Regions from separate parts of the Homo sapiens genome. Here region 1 is linked to region 2. Evidence: chromatin contacts called from ENCODE Hi-C data. All regions are on one chromosome and are shown on one strand. The core of a region is the stretch at or near the end of the contact, and the rest is flanking DNA. Distances in the headings are between cores, read along the strand shown. Region 1 holds the start of CACNA1C-IT3 (CACNA1C intronic transcript 3). Region 2 overlaps CACNA2D4 (calcium voltage-gated channel auxiliary subunit alpha2delta 4).

Region 1 (5,804 bases), core at 1,801-4,300, 470 kb after region 2:
TGAAATTCTTAGGAAAGCTGCAAGGGAGTCTACCTATGAAACACAGAGGCCATGGGACACAGAGGGAGGAGTAAGGGCTCGAGCTGGGCAGGCCTGGGTGTGAATTCCAGTGTTTCTCTTCAGGCTGTGCTGCCTAGGGAAATGTACTTACCTCTTCTGAGCTTTTCTTTGCTCTTCTGTCAACCAAGGGATAATGAAGCTACACTGACTGGTTACTCACAGTGATAACAGGAGTATCTGTTATTTATTAAACGCTTATGTTGAGCCAGGACCTTTCTTCCTTTCCTTTTTAAAACCTCCATAAAATGTAGCCGGATTTGTAATCACACATTACTTCACGTGGACTTTGGCTGGTTTGTGTAGTGTCTCTGTGAGAGCAGGGGTTCTACGGGTATTGCCCGGCGCTGTGTTTCCAAAGCCCAGCATGTGCCTGGCCCACGGTGGGCGCTTAAGAAATGTTCATGCAGTCAAGGGGGTGCAGCTGCCTGGCAAGGAGAACCCGGGAAATTCATTTACCCTTCTTATTATTCAGTTCCTTCACCTGAACTCTCTCAGGCTGGAGCTGAGCTTTGGGTTCATAATATATAATTATTCTCCCCAGTTAAAAATGACTAAACTGAGGTCAGGAGAGGTTAAGTGCTGTGCCCTAGATCACTCAACTAGGAACTAGGGAACAAAGCCTTCTTGTACAGTACTTGTCAGAGCCTCCTTGGAAGCTTGGGAAAAGGGTGTGGGCAGGACTGGGCAGGGAGGAAACAGCTGAGCACCTGCCGGATTCACCATCTGCCCCCATGAAGATACATGGAATCCTATCTCTCATAACGGCCTCCAGCCATGCCCATTTTACAGATGAGAAACTGAGGCTGAGAGGGAGAAAGAACCCGAAGCTCAGCTCCAGCCAGAGAGAGTTCAGGTAAAAGAACAGAATAATAAGAAGGGCAAATGAATTTCCAGAGTTCCTTCATCCCAGAGTAGGATGCTCAGCCTTGCCAGGCAGCTGCACTCAGCTTCCCGCCCTCTCTGAGCAGGGGGGTTGGAATGTGTCTGCGGAGGGCAGCGAGGAAGGAGCCTGCTGGAATTCCTTCCCTGTGGCACATCTGGGAGGGGTATTCCCCCTGGTGATACTTGGGAAATCATGCTGGCCTCGCCAGTCCTTTTTTCCACTGTTCTTTTGGTCTCGGAGCACCCGCCAAACATCTGACACTGTTCAGGATCGATTGCACATAAAATGAAGAATGGGTATTTAAAAAACAGGTTTTTTTGTGTGTTTTTCCCCCTGTTGTCATCTAAGAAGCAGGTTTTTAGGTTCTTTGATTCTCTCCCAGAATAACAACCATATGGGGCCTCCACTTACACTGAGCAGCCTGTGCCTTGTGCCAGGGACTGGTTTGTTTCCATTGTCAGCAAACCTTGACTGGCTCCAAACATTTTCACTTCAGGTGGTTTCTGAAAGAGGGAAAGACTGAGGGGAAAGTGATGATGTGGTCCCTCTGAAGAGGGTTTAGCTTTCAAGGGTATGGCAGGGGTGGGGTCGACAGCCAGAGGGGTGTGACTTTGAGAAGCCAACTCACCGGCAGGATCCAGCGAGATCCAGGCTCGGTGGCTGGAACAAAGAATGTTTTGAACCACACGGGGCTCTGGCATGTTTGTTGATCGACTTATCCAAGGCCTGGGCCAGCTGCTCTTGTTCCAGAAGATTTCATGGATTAACTCCCTGGGCTTTGGAAAATTGTGTCTTTTTTAAGAAAGGGAAGTTTTGAAAAGCAAATGCTCCTGGGCAGGCTGGGGGTGTGGGGAGTGTTGGCTGGAGTGGGAGGTCACATTCGCCCCATGGTGGGATGGCCAAGGGCTCCCAGCGAGGGAACAGTTGGACCTGTGGTGTCCTGGGGGGAGGGTTCCTCTGAGGGACCCTAATGGACAGAGGAGTGTGGACCCCTGAGCCTGGGAGCATCGTGGGCATTTAGACCAAACCACGGGAAGGGCTCCCCAATGCTGAAGGTTGCTAGGCGCTGGGGGAGGTTCCCCGGGAGACTGTGGCTAGAAACACCATCTGCCAAAGATGATTTAGTTCCGGAAGAGGCAAGGGATAGAACGAGATGGTCCTTTCTGTCCCAGTTAATCTTGGTGCTGTTCATTCCGGGCTGAGCATTCCCTTCCTGAAGTGGAATGGAAGACAGACTCGGCCTTGGGCAGACTCTGAGCATCTTGTGAAAGGGAGAGTCTTACCTCCTTGGCTTTGTCCCCACCCCCTGCCCAGGGTCGGATGTCTTGGGTGCTTGCCGGCTCTCTGCCCACTGTCCTGCCCTGGCAGCAGGTACCAGCAAGCCTGTGTGCCGTGTGGGTTACAGGGAGTAGCGGGCACATGATTAAATACTCATGCTTTGTCAAAACACTGACAGTTACAAAATGCCTCCGCGTCTACTCAGGGAAGGGTGAGCAATGAGGAAAATGACTTCAATATGCAAAAGACATTCCAAGGAGTCCGGGAGGGAATGCTCATTCTAGAGCCAGGAGGGAGTCATGGGAATTAGTTCTTGATTTATAGACCGGCTGAAAGAAATCACCTAGGTTAAACCTGCCTAAATTCTGCTATCTGTGTATGTGCTTAAGGGGATGGGCTCAATGAACTTTGAGACTGTCTCTTCTCTACTGATGGGAGTGACAGTGAAGTTCCTGATGAAGGAAGGTTTAGGGTGGAGGAATTCTGAGCCCCTGGGTTCTGGATTCAAAATCATACACAGCCCTCTAGATAACATAGATGTACAGTCGTACAGTCTTTGTGGAGAATTTGAAAAACGAGAATGGTGATTATCTACTTAGGACAGGTTTGGGTACAGCCACTCATGGAAGCCAGGAACCAGCTTCTAACCATGGAAGCTTTGTGTTTTCTGTATAAGCTGTCCTTGACTACGGACAAAGAATGGGTACCGAGTGTTCAGTTGGCATCATAATAGGAAACAGAATTCTACACAGATGGTTCAACGGAACAGAGTTTCTTGAGGGGCATATTTATGGAGGGGTAAGGAGACCAGCAAGGGATATTGAGGCACCCAGGGCTAAACTTAGAGGGAAGCTGTCATCACCCTAGGGCCTGAGGAGGAAGGGGAGAAAATACTGTTTGGGGGGCCTGGTGGGAGCTGTAGCTGGGAGGAGGACCATGAGGGAGAAACCATAGTCATGGAAGGATGTTGTCACTGCCAGGACCAAGACACCAAGGTAGGGGGACATGGAAAGAAAACACCCTGCCTTCTCTGTCCTCCCATCTCCACTCTCTTATTGACACTGCTCATTGGCCAAACCAACCTGAAGCTGGAGGGCCAGGGAGCCGGGCACCTCAAGCAGTCCCCATGCACCAAGCTTCCAGGGCACGGGGTCAGGGAACAGAGGGTGGAAGGGGTCTAGGGGAGCCAGCAGGGAGCTGGAGCTCATTTGTAATATTTGTCTTGTTTAGCCAACTCTAGAAGGCTCGTCCTGAGAAGGCGAGCTTCGAAAGCTATTACTGACTCTTAAAGTATTCCATCGTCAAGACTAGTGTGTTTACCTTGCAAACTACCTTGAGCCAGCTGTAATGAAATTCTGAAATGTCTCCCATACACCCTCCTTCTCTGTGAAATGTCAGCTTTTTGAGGGCAGGGCCTGATTCTTTTATGAGCAGTTGTCTTGAATCACTTCAACCCTCCACACCTGGAGTGCCTTACACTTTCCAGAATGCCGTACTCAGTGACCCCTCATGTCAATGTTTTGAGGCTTTTGAATTGGTCAAGGCAACCGTCTTGCTGAGTGGCCTGAGTTCTCCAGTGAGAGAACACGAGTAGTCTCTTTGAGTGGGGGCCACAGCACTCCAGACGTGGTGATGGAACCCTCTACGGTATAGAGAGCCCACGGCCATGCCACCCAGCCAGACAGGAACTCAGGAGGCCAGGATGGAGGAAGCAGGAGTGGAAGGTCATTGGACTCCCTTTCTGGTTTAAGCTTGGCCATGGGATGTCTTAAGTAGGGCTCGTGGTCCTCAAATGTCACCTCCATCCTGATGCCACAATGTCTGTATTGCCACTATTCCAATTCTTCTTTTGGGTGAAGTCTTACTCCACCTGCGGGGAGAGCACATGAAATCATTAGCAAGTGCTGGCACAGACAGCCATTCCCCTCTCTGGCCAGGCTGGAGGGGCTGGATGGTGGTGGGGGGTGTGGGTGAAGTAAGCATGAAAGGGGAGATGAAGGGTGTCTAGACACTCCCTTTGCCGAGGGCTGGTGGCCTGTTGCTTGCTCTCTAGGACAACGTGGATCTGTTTGGGGTAATGGCAGACACTTTTCTTTCGCATCCAGCTGTCTCTTCCTCTTCTGAGTCCCACAGGGTCCTGGGCCCGATAGGCTCTGTCACCTCCAGCCAGTATTGGGTAGCCACCTGCCACTACTCAGGCCGGGTTGGAAGGGCCTGTGAGGGGTGGGGTGTGGGATCCAGTTCATGGCTTCCAGGGCCAATTTGGGTGAAATTCAGTTGTTCTTCGACTCCTGTGTTTCTACTTCCCAGTTTCATTCTAAATGGAAAACATTTCTGTAGGTTTAAGTCCAAGGTGCAGCCCCAGAGCGGGTATTTTCCCTTTTGAGAAGTGGAGGCTACCCTGAGCCTTGGGAAAAGTACTCAGAGAGAATCTCCCCCATGAGGCAGTGTAGCTTAAGGAGTTAGGTATTCTGAGTACCTCCAAAGGCTGTTCGCTCTTTCCATTCCAGCTCAGACTGCCTGAGTTCAAGTCCTGGTGTTGCCACTTACTAGCTGGGTATAAGTTGTTTAACATTTTAGTTCCTCGATACCCTAATCTATAAAATGGGGATGAAAATAGTGTCTATGGTAGGGAATTAGTATGAAGATTAAACAGTTTAAATTGTGTCAAGGCCAGGCATGGTGGCTCACTCTTGTAATGCCAGCATTTAGGGAGGCCGAGGCAGGAGAATTGCTTGAGCCCAGGAGTTTGACACCAGCCTGGGAAACATAGTGAACCCCATCTCTACAAAAAAAAAAATTAGCAGAGCATGGTGGTGCATGCCTGTAGTCCCAGCTACTTGGGAGGCTAAGGCAGGAGGATTGCCTGGGCCCAGGAGTTTGAGGCTGCAGTGAGCTGTGATCACACCACTGTACTCCAGCCTGGGTGAGAGAGTGAGACTGTCTAAAAAAAAATGTTTAAGTGTGTCAAGTGCAGAAAACAGTGCTTAATGCATGCCATGTGCCATGCAAATGTTTGCTCTTATTTATTTCAAGAAGCATACTCTTCTGGGCAGAGCATCCTCCTAGGACTCTGGAGAGATGGAGCATCCGCAAGGCCACCAACGGGACTAGTATCCCCCAGTGTTCCCCAAGCATCTCTTCCATCGAGCTATTGCCTTGCTCACAACCCCTCAGTGAGTTGCTTGTCTGGAGATGCAGGCCAAATCAATCCTGTCTACAATCTGCTGTCTGGCTGTGCCCATTCCTGGCCACAAACCCTCTGCTTCACCAGGAAAATCTGTTTATGGGCCCCATTCTCCTACTTGTTTTCACCTCTGCCTTACCCTGCCTGAAAAGCTCTCCTTCCTCACCTTTCCCTCCAAAGCCTATCCATTCTTCGATTCCAGCTCCAGTTCTGCCCTGAAGGCTTGTCCATGCCTGTGGATCACCATCCTCTGCCTCCTGCCTCCTCCTGCTTCCCCGGCTGGTGTCTGCCTCGTATCATCAGTCACCTCCTCCCAAGCAGCCTATTGCTTTCTCTACTGATGCCTTGAGCCGGAAGCCAGACAGCAGATATTCCAAAACTGAAAACCTGTGGATT
Region 2 (5,664 bases), core at 1,102-3,601:
GTTGTTAGCGTGGCTCACTCAACTCAGGAAGGTGCTTCCCTCACCATGACCCGTTTATTATAAAGGACGCAGGTCAGGCGGCTGAGTGGAAGAGACACGTAGGCCAAGGCACGGGGTACGCAGAGCTCCCACACCCTTTCACCAATTCGGACACTCTCCAAACACAGTGGCTCGGGGATTTTATGGAGGCCTCATTATGATCATTGATTAAATCTTTGGCCACTGGTGATCAACTCAGTCTCCAGCCCCCTTCCTTTCCCAGAAGCCAGGGGCTTGGAGCCAAAAGTCCCAACCCTCTAATCCTAACTTGGTGTTTCCTGTGGCCAGCTCTCATCCTGTCTAGGGCCCCCAGCCACCAGTCATCTAATTAGCATACAAAGATACCTCTATCATTCCAAGGGTCTTAGAGGCACCTGTGAAGGAACCAGGGACTAAGACCAAACACTATAACAAAAGATGCACCTATCACCCTAATCAGGAAATAACAAGCGTTTTAGGAGCTTGCCAGGAATCAGGACAAAGACTAAATAAAGATCTGTTTCTTATTATATCACAGTGTCACAGGGCATAAACGCGAATGTTTCCCCCGAGAAGCACAGGCACAGGTGTGTTCATTGGCATCCCTATATGCTCCTGTCTGCAGGGGCACAGACCCAGGCACAGAGGGTTTGGGGATGAAAATCCAGCCCACCCTCGATCCGCCTCAACCCGCACCTCTGGATGGAAGGCGTGGCAGGAGTCTGGTCGCCGGCGGAGCTTCTGGGAGCGCATCCGGTCACATTTGACAGAGGCATTATGTGCAGAAGCCACTGTTAAGGTCAATATCTCAGGACCGGAGCCCATTCTGCAGACTGGAAAAAGGTCTGGAAGAACCTGCTCTGGTGCCACCAGTTGCCCTGCAAGCAGCTTTAGGGTCAGGAGGCAGCACCGGGGCCCAGGGAAGGGTTAGAGAACAAATAACGGAGCCCTGTGGAGGACACGGGCGGTGAAGGAGGCTGGCCCCGCTGCTCAAAATCTGAGCCCTACAGACACCTCCTACAGCCCCCGCCCCCACCGCACACATCCCCGAGCATTGCAGGATATATTTGACTTCTGTCGCCTCCTGCAGCACTGGTGGGAAGATGCTGCAGTCACAGGTGGGGTCTGTCACCAGGAGGAGGAGGTTACTGTTGGGAATCTGCTGCACCACAAATACCCTGCAGCAAAGAAAGGGAGTCGAGGATGGCTCCGTGGCGACCACGAGAAGGGCTTCTAGGGAAGGAACTTCTGGAGACTTTAGTGTGGAGTTAGGGTGGCAGGGAAGCCCGGAACCATGAGGCAGGGCGGGTCGGGGCAGCTAAGGGAACGGGCCTGGCAGATGGCTCAGTCCTACTGGCTTTGCTCACAAGCCTTTGCTGCTGCATTTCCTTTCCTAGCAGACTGGAGACAGTGAGGAAGTCCAAACTGGGCCGCTTTGGAGAGTGCAGAGTTGCTATTAATATATGCAGGGACGACAGGCGTAAATCAAGACCGTCCGGAGCAAATGGGCGGGCGAGGCAACACTTGCTCTGGGTGAGGGTGGCGGGGGCAGGCCCGGGCGAAGCGGCAGCGCTGGAGCTTGGCCACCAGGTGGCGCAGTGGCCCCGCGCTCGGCGAGGCCGCCCTGCGAGGAGTGGCGCGGAGTGGGGCGGAGCCCGCCCGCCAGGCCCACGGCCTTCCCAGCAGTCCCAGCGGCCGCCTACCGAGCGCCTCCCCTGGGATGGGCGGTCTCACACACCCAACGTGCACACCACAGCCGTGTATACTCTCAGCCTTCACGGCTCTGTATGAGGCTGGTGTTGTGCCCATTTTGCAGATGAGAGAATGGAGACTAGAGGAGGCGAAGTCACTTGCCCACGGTCATAAGCGGGGGAGCGCAGAGCCAGTTTTCAATTCAGGAGTGTCTACTCTGAAGCCCTCGCTTCACTCCGGAGCCCGCTGGCTCTATCCTCGCACCGAGCCTTTGCGACAAGTGCACAGGGAACGCTAACCCCAGCCCTCAACGCTGCACAGAACCCGGGGTGAAACCCGCGCAGCACGACGCGCAGGGAGTGGGGGAGAAGGGAGCCCCGATGCCAGCGCCGCAGGTGCCGCACTGTTAAATGGTGTGCCACGGGCCCGGGGGTCTAGGGACCGCCTGGCGAGCGGCACGTCTGGCTGAGGCGACCCTCGAGGAGGCCGCCGCATTCCCAGCGTGGGGGTCCTCCCGGGCTTGGGTGCGGGGGGTCAGCAGGAGAGACCCTTCCGCGCGGCCTCCCTGCCTCCCCGGGGCCAGGGCGGGTTATAACTAGCGGCTTCCACACAGCAGGAAGCCTGACAGAGGCTGCCCGCGGGGCTCCCAGCGACCCGAGGACATCGCACACTTCCGGCCTTCTCTTCTCACACTCCCTCTGCCTTCCAAGTTCTCCCCACGCAGCTCAGGCGCGGGCACTGGCACCGCCCTGGGCACCGCCTGAGCAGGGCTGGGGGAGACCCGCCGAAGGGCCCACTCGCCCAGAGACGCCGTGGGGTCACGGCTGCGGCCTCGGCGGGGTGGGCTCGACACACAGGGTCAGGCCTCGGGACCACCTCTCCCCATCCCGGCTGTCCCGGTCCCCAGCCGTCCTGCCCGCCTCAGACCGTCCGCCTCCTGCGTGTCTCCTCCACTGAGGACGGCGGGGGAAGACCCCGGGAGCGTGGGCTCTGCACTTAGACGCATCCCCTCCTCCCGGCTGTGGAGCCGTTTCCCGGGGGTTCCGGGGCCCTGCCCGCACTTCCGCCTTGCCGAGGGCGGGAGGAGTGTGGCGGGACGGGCGGCGCCGCCCTGCGGTCTTACTTCTGGCAGGGCCCGCACTCCACGATCCCGTTGGCCTCCCGGATGGCCGGCTGGTACACGAACACGGGGTACTCCGTGTCGCAGGGCTGCAGCGGGTCCTGCTTCTTGTGTTTGTGGGCTGCGGGCGGAGAAAGGACATCACGCCACCGAAGGGGCCTCTGGCCTGCGGTGACCTCGCCTCGGCACTCCCAGGGCCAGAGTTCACCCCAGTGCATTTGCAGAGGGTCCCTCCTCAGGCAGTTCTCAGGACACGCGTGGGAGGAGCCGGGCGGGGGGTGAGGGGAGGGAAGACACCCGGAGTCTCTGGAGAGGGTGGCTTGGCACGGGGAGCGCCGCAGGGGCCCTGAGCCTCGGTGGAGGGAAAGCGCTTCCTCTGGGGAGCCTGGCCCTCACTGAGCTGGGGGCAGTGCACCATCTCCAGGGCCCCTTCCAGCACTCAGATCCCGGGGGAGGGTCTGAGCGGGGAGCAGAGGCAGTAGGGGCACCAAGGGGTGGCTTGGGGGTACTTAGGCCCACCACCCCTCCCTTCACTGTGGACAGACGCAGTGCAGTTCCTGGGCAATCCTGCCCTGCTCTCCCGCACAGCCAGGCCCACACTCCACCCATTGAGCCTGAGCGCCTGCGGTGGGGGCAGCCGGGCAGGTGGGCTCCAGGCCTGGGGCTGCGGAAGCCCAGAAGCCACAGCCACCCGGTGCGGGACTCCTCGGGGGCTGCGCGATTTGCCTTAGCTCCCTGGGACAAGGACAGTGGACTCAACCAAAGGTGGAGGCGAGTGCCTCAGCCCCGCTCTGCAGGACCCGAGTCCGTTCCCTCCCGGAGCCTCCTGAGGTGGGCACATGGCAGAGCAGGGCCCTGCCACACAGGCTGTCTGCATGGCCCTTCTGTTCTCAGGGCCTGGCTGTGGCCCCCAGGGATAGACCTAGAGGCAGGGAGCACAGGTGTGAGCTACCTTCCCAGGCTCATGCAGAGTCCTACAGGAGAGCATGGGTCTCCCCAGCTTCCAAATCCAGAAGCTCCCAGCCAGAGCTGGAAACCCAGAGGGGACACTAGCTGGCGTGCAGAAAACTCTCACCGAGAGGAGCAAGCCCACAGCGGCCAGGGCTGTGAGTTTTGTCCCCAGGGCTGGGCACAGAAGCCTGCCTGACAATGGCAGGGTTGAGTGGCGTCCCCAGGGTCACGCAGTGGAAGGGGCTGCAGCACCTACGCCCCGGCCTGGGACTCCAAGTCCAGTGCGCCTTCACTGGGGACACTGACATCTGTGTAGGCCAGACCAGGGGGAGGAGCTCCAGGGGACAGGTACCCCAGAGAAGAGAAATTCTGAGCAGGCAGATTGAGGGGGATCATCTTCAACTTTTGCAAGATGCAGCTGCTGACAGAGACAGAGGGGACAGTGTCCTGTCACTGACACCTAGTGACTGTGAACACCCCAGAGCAGCCCCACCCGATCGCGGATGTGAGTCCAGAAGGAGTCTGGAGACACAGCCCGAACTGCCCTGAGCCCAGGGGCAGAGGAAGCCCCAAGCCAAGGCCAGCAGAAGAGAACGAAGAGCAAGCCAGAGAGAGGACCACAGTGGAGATGAAGAGATGGGATAAGCTGGGGACAGCCCAGGTGGTGGGAAGTTCTGGAACCCCATGGCAAAGGTTCTAGGAACACGGAGGAACTGAGCAGAGCCCGCTGAGGCAAGATGGCCTCCTGCAGTCATGGAGGGCCCAGGCGCCCGGGCAGTGAGTGCTTTGAAAGGCCAGGCTCATTGCCGCCCTGCACGTGTGGCCACAGCCACCGGGCTTTGTGTTGGGGCCTCTCATGGTTGCTGCCTCTGGGGGACTCTGTCCTCAGACACAGGGTCCCGCAGGGGAATCATCCTGAGAGCTTCCTGGGGCCCCTGGAACCCGGAGTCCCGCTGAGGGCTGGGGTGCCGCTGTTTGCTTCTCCAAGGGGTGGGCTGGAGGTTGCTCACTCATACTGGCTCATGGCCACCCGGCCACACCACCGGCTTCCTCTTGGAATCTTACGTGTTCTCACCCAAGGGGAGGCTGGAGTTTCTCATTTTCCCTGGGGCCTGACCGTCCTCATGTGGGATGAGAACTGGGCTAGACTCCCCAGTCCCCCAACCCCCAGGAATGGTACTTTAAACCAGGAGAGCTCAGCCCTGCTTGGGGTCATTCCTGGGACAGGTCATGGAGGGTGGGTTCTTTGTAGCTCCTGCTGCGTCCCCAACCCACCGCCAGCAGGGATGGCCTCAGCTGGGCTACTTACAGTGATGGAAGACACTTTTGGCTGGCCGGAACATAAGCCCAGCACAGGGTGGACACGGCACAGGAAAACATGGTGGCACATGAGGGCAGGATGTCATGGGGTGGTGATGATGGCACATGGAGTGGCGGTGTCCCAAGATGATGTCACACACAGAGCCAGGAGTGAGGGATGTGATGAGAGAAGGCCACGCAGGGTGAGATGTGAACAACGATGCTTCAGGGTCACCTATCCCCACTGTCACCCACCCCACAGGGAATGGTCTCACGTTAGTGGACCAAAATGCCACTGCTCTTCAGCACATGGCCCTGCAGCTCCGTGCACTCACCCTCGGCCCCTCTGTCGTACCAGGAGCCCCAGACACTCCACTCCAGCAGGAACCTGTCAGACACAGGACTGAATCTCGGAGACCTCTGAGCCCTCCCGACTTGGGTTCCCAAGGAGCTGGAGTATCCCTGACAGCCCCCGGCCCATCCCCTCTCCTCCAGGACACCCTCTTCCCTGCTTGAGGGCTCTGGTTGAGCAATGAGGTCCCTCCCAGGGGCAGCATGCAGGGAAGAGGTGGCGTCCATGCCCA

Evidence for each region. A loop is a pair of places that touch in the nucleus more often than their neighbours do. Pooled maps may share reads with other maps.
Region 1: a map of ascending aorta shows a loop between it and region 2 (7-fold over the local background). The contact joins the promoter of CACNA1C-IT3 here to the enhancer-like site in region 2. A Hi-C loop is called at or near these places in 7 of 168 maps with a recorded cell type or tissue (aorta, ascending aorta, heart left ventricle and 4 more) and 5 of 50 pooled maps.

The regions. Positions count from the first base shown.
Region 1 is chr12:2,266,726-2,272,529 of GRCh38, forward strand. It overlaps CACNA1C-IT3 (CACNA1C intronic transcript 3), which reads left to right and starts at 3,051. Exons shown (of 3, transcript NR_046769.1): 1 at 3,051-3,216. The region is part of intron 3 of CACNA1C (calcium voltage-gated channel subunit alpha1 C); the gene reads left to right. RefSeq lists a silencer at 3,679-3,877.
Region 2 is chr12:1,794,585-1,800,248 of GRCh38, forward strand. It overlaps CACNA2D4 (calcium voltage-gated channel auxiliary subunit alpha2delta 4), which reads right to left. Exons shown (of 38, transcript NM_172364.5): 33 at 5,416-5,468; 34 at 5,091-5,111; 35 at 2,834-2,951; 36 at 1,084-1,196; 37 at 715-797. Among named protein-coding and RNA genes, the nearest start is that of LRTM2, 23 kb to the right of the region's middle. RefSeq lists enhancers at 963-1,530, 1,642-2,547, 2,548-3,452 and silencers at 1,491-1,820, 2,161-2,290, 2,391-2,620. Within about 2 kb of position 2,352, at least 30 of the 41 ENCODE cell types and tissues checked have a DNase peak (open chromatin) inside an H3K27ac peak, as active enhancers do; they include ascending aorta, heart left ventricle, heart right ventricle and 2 more, where a contact is called at or near this core.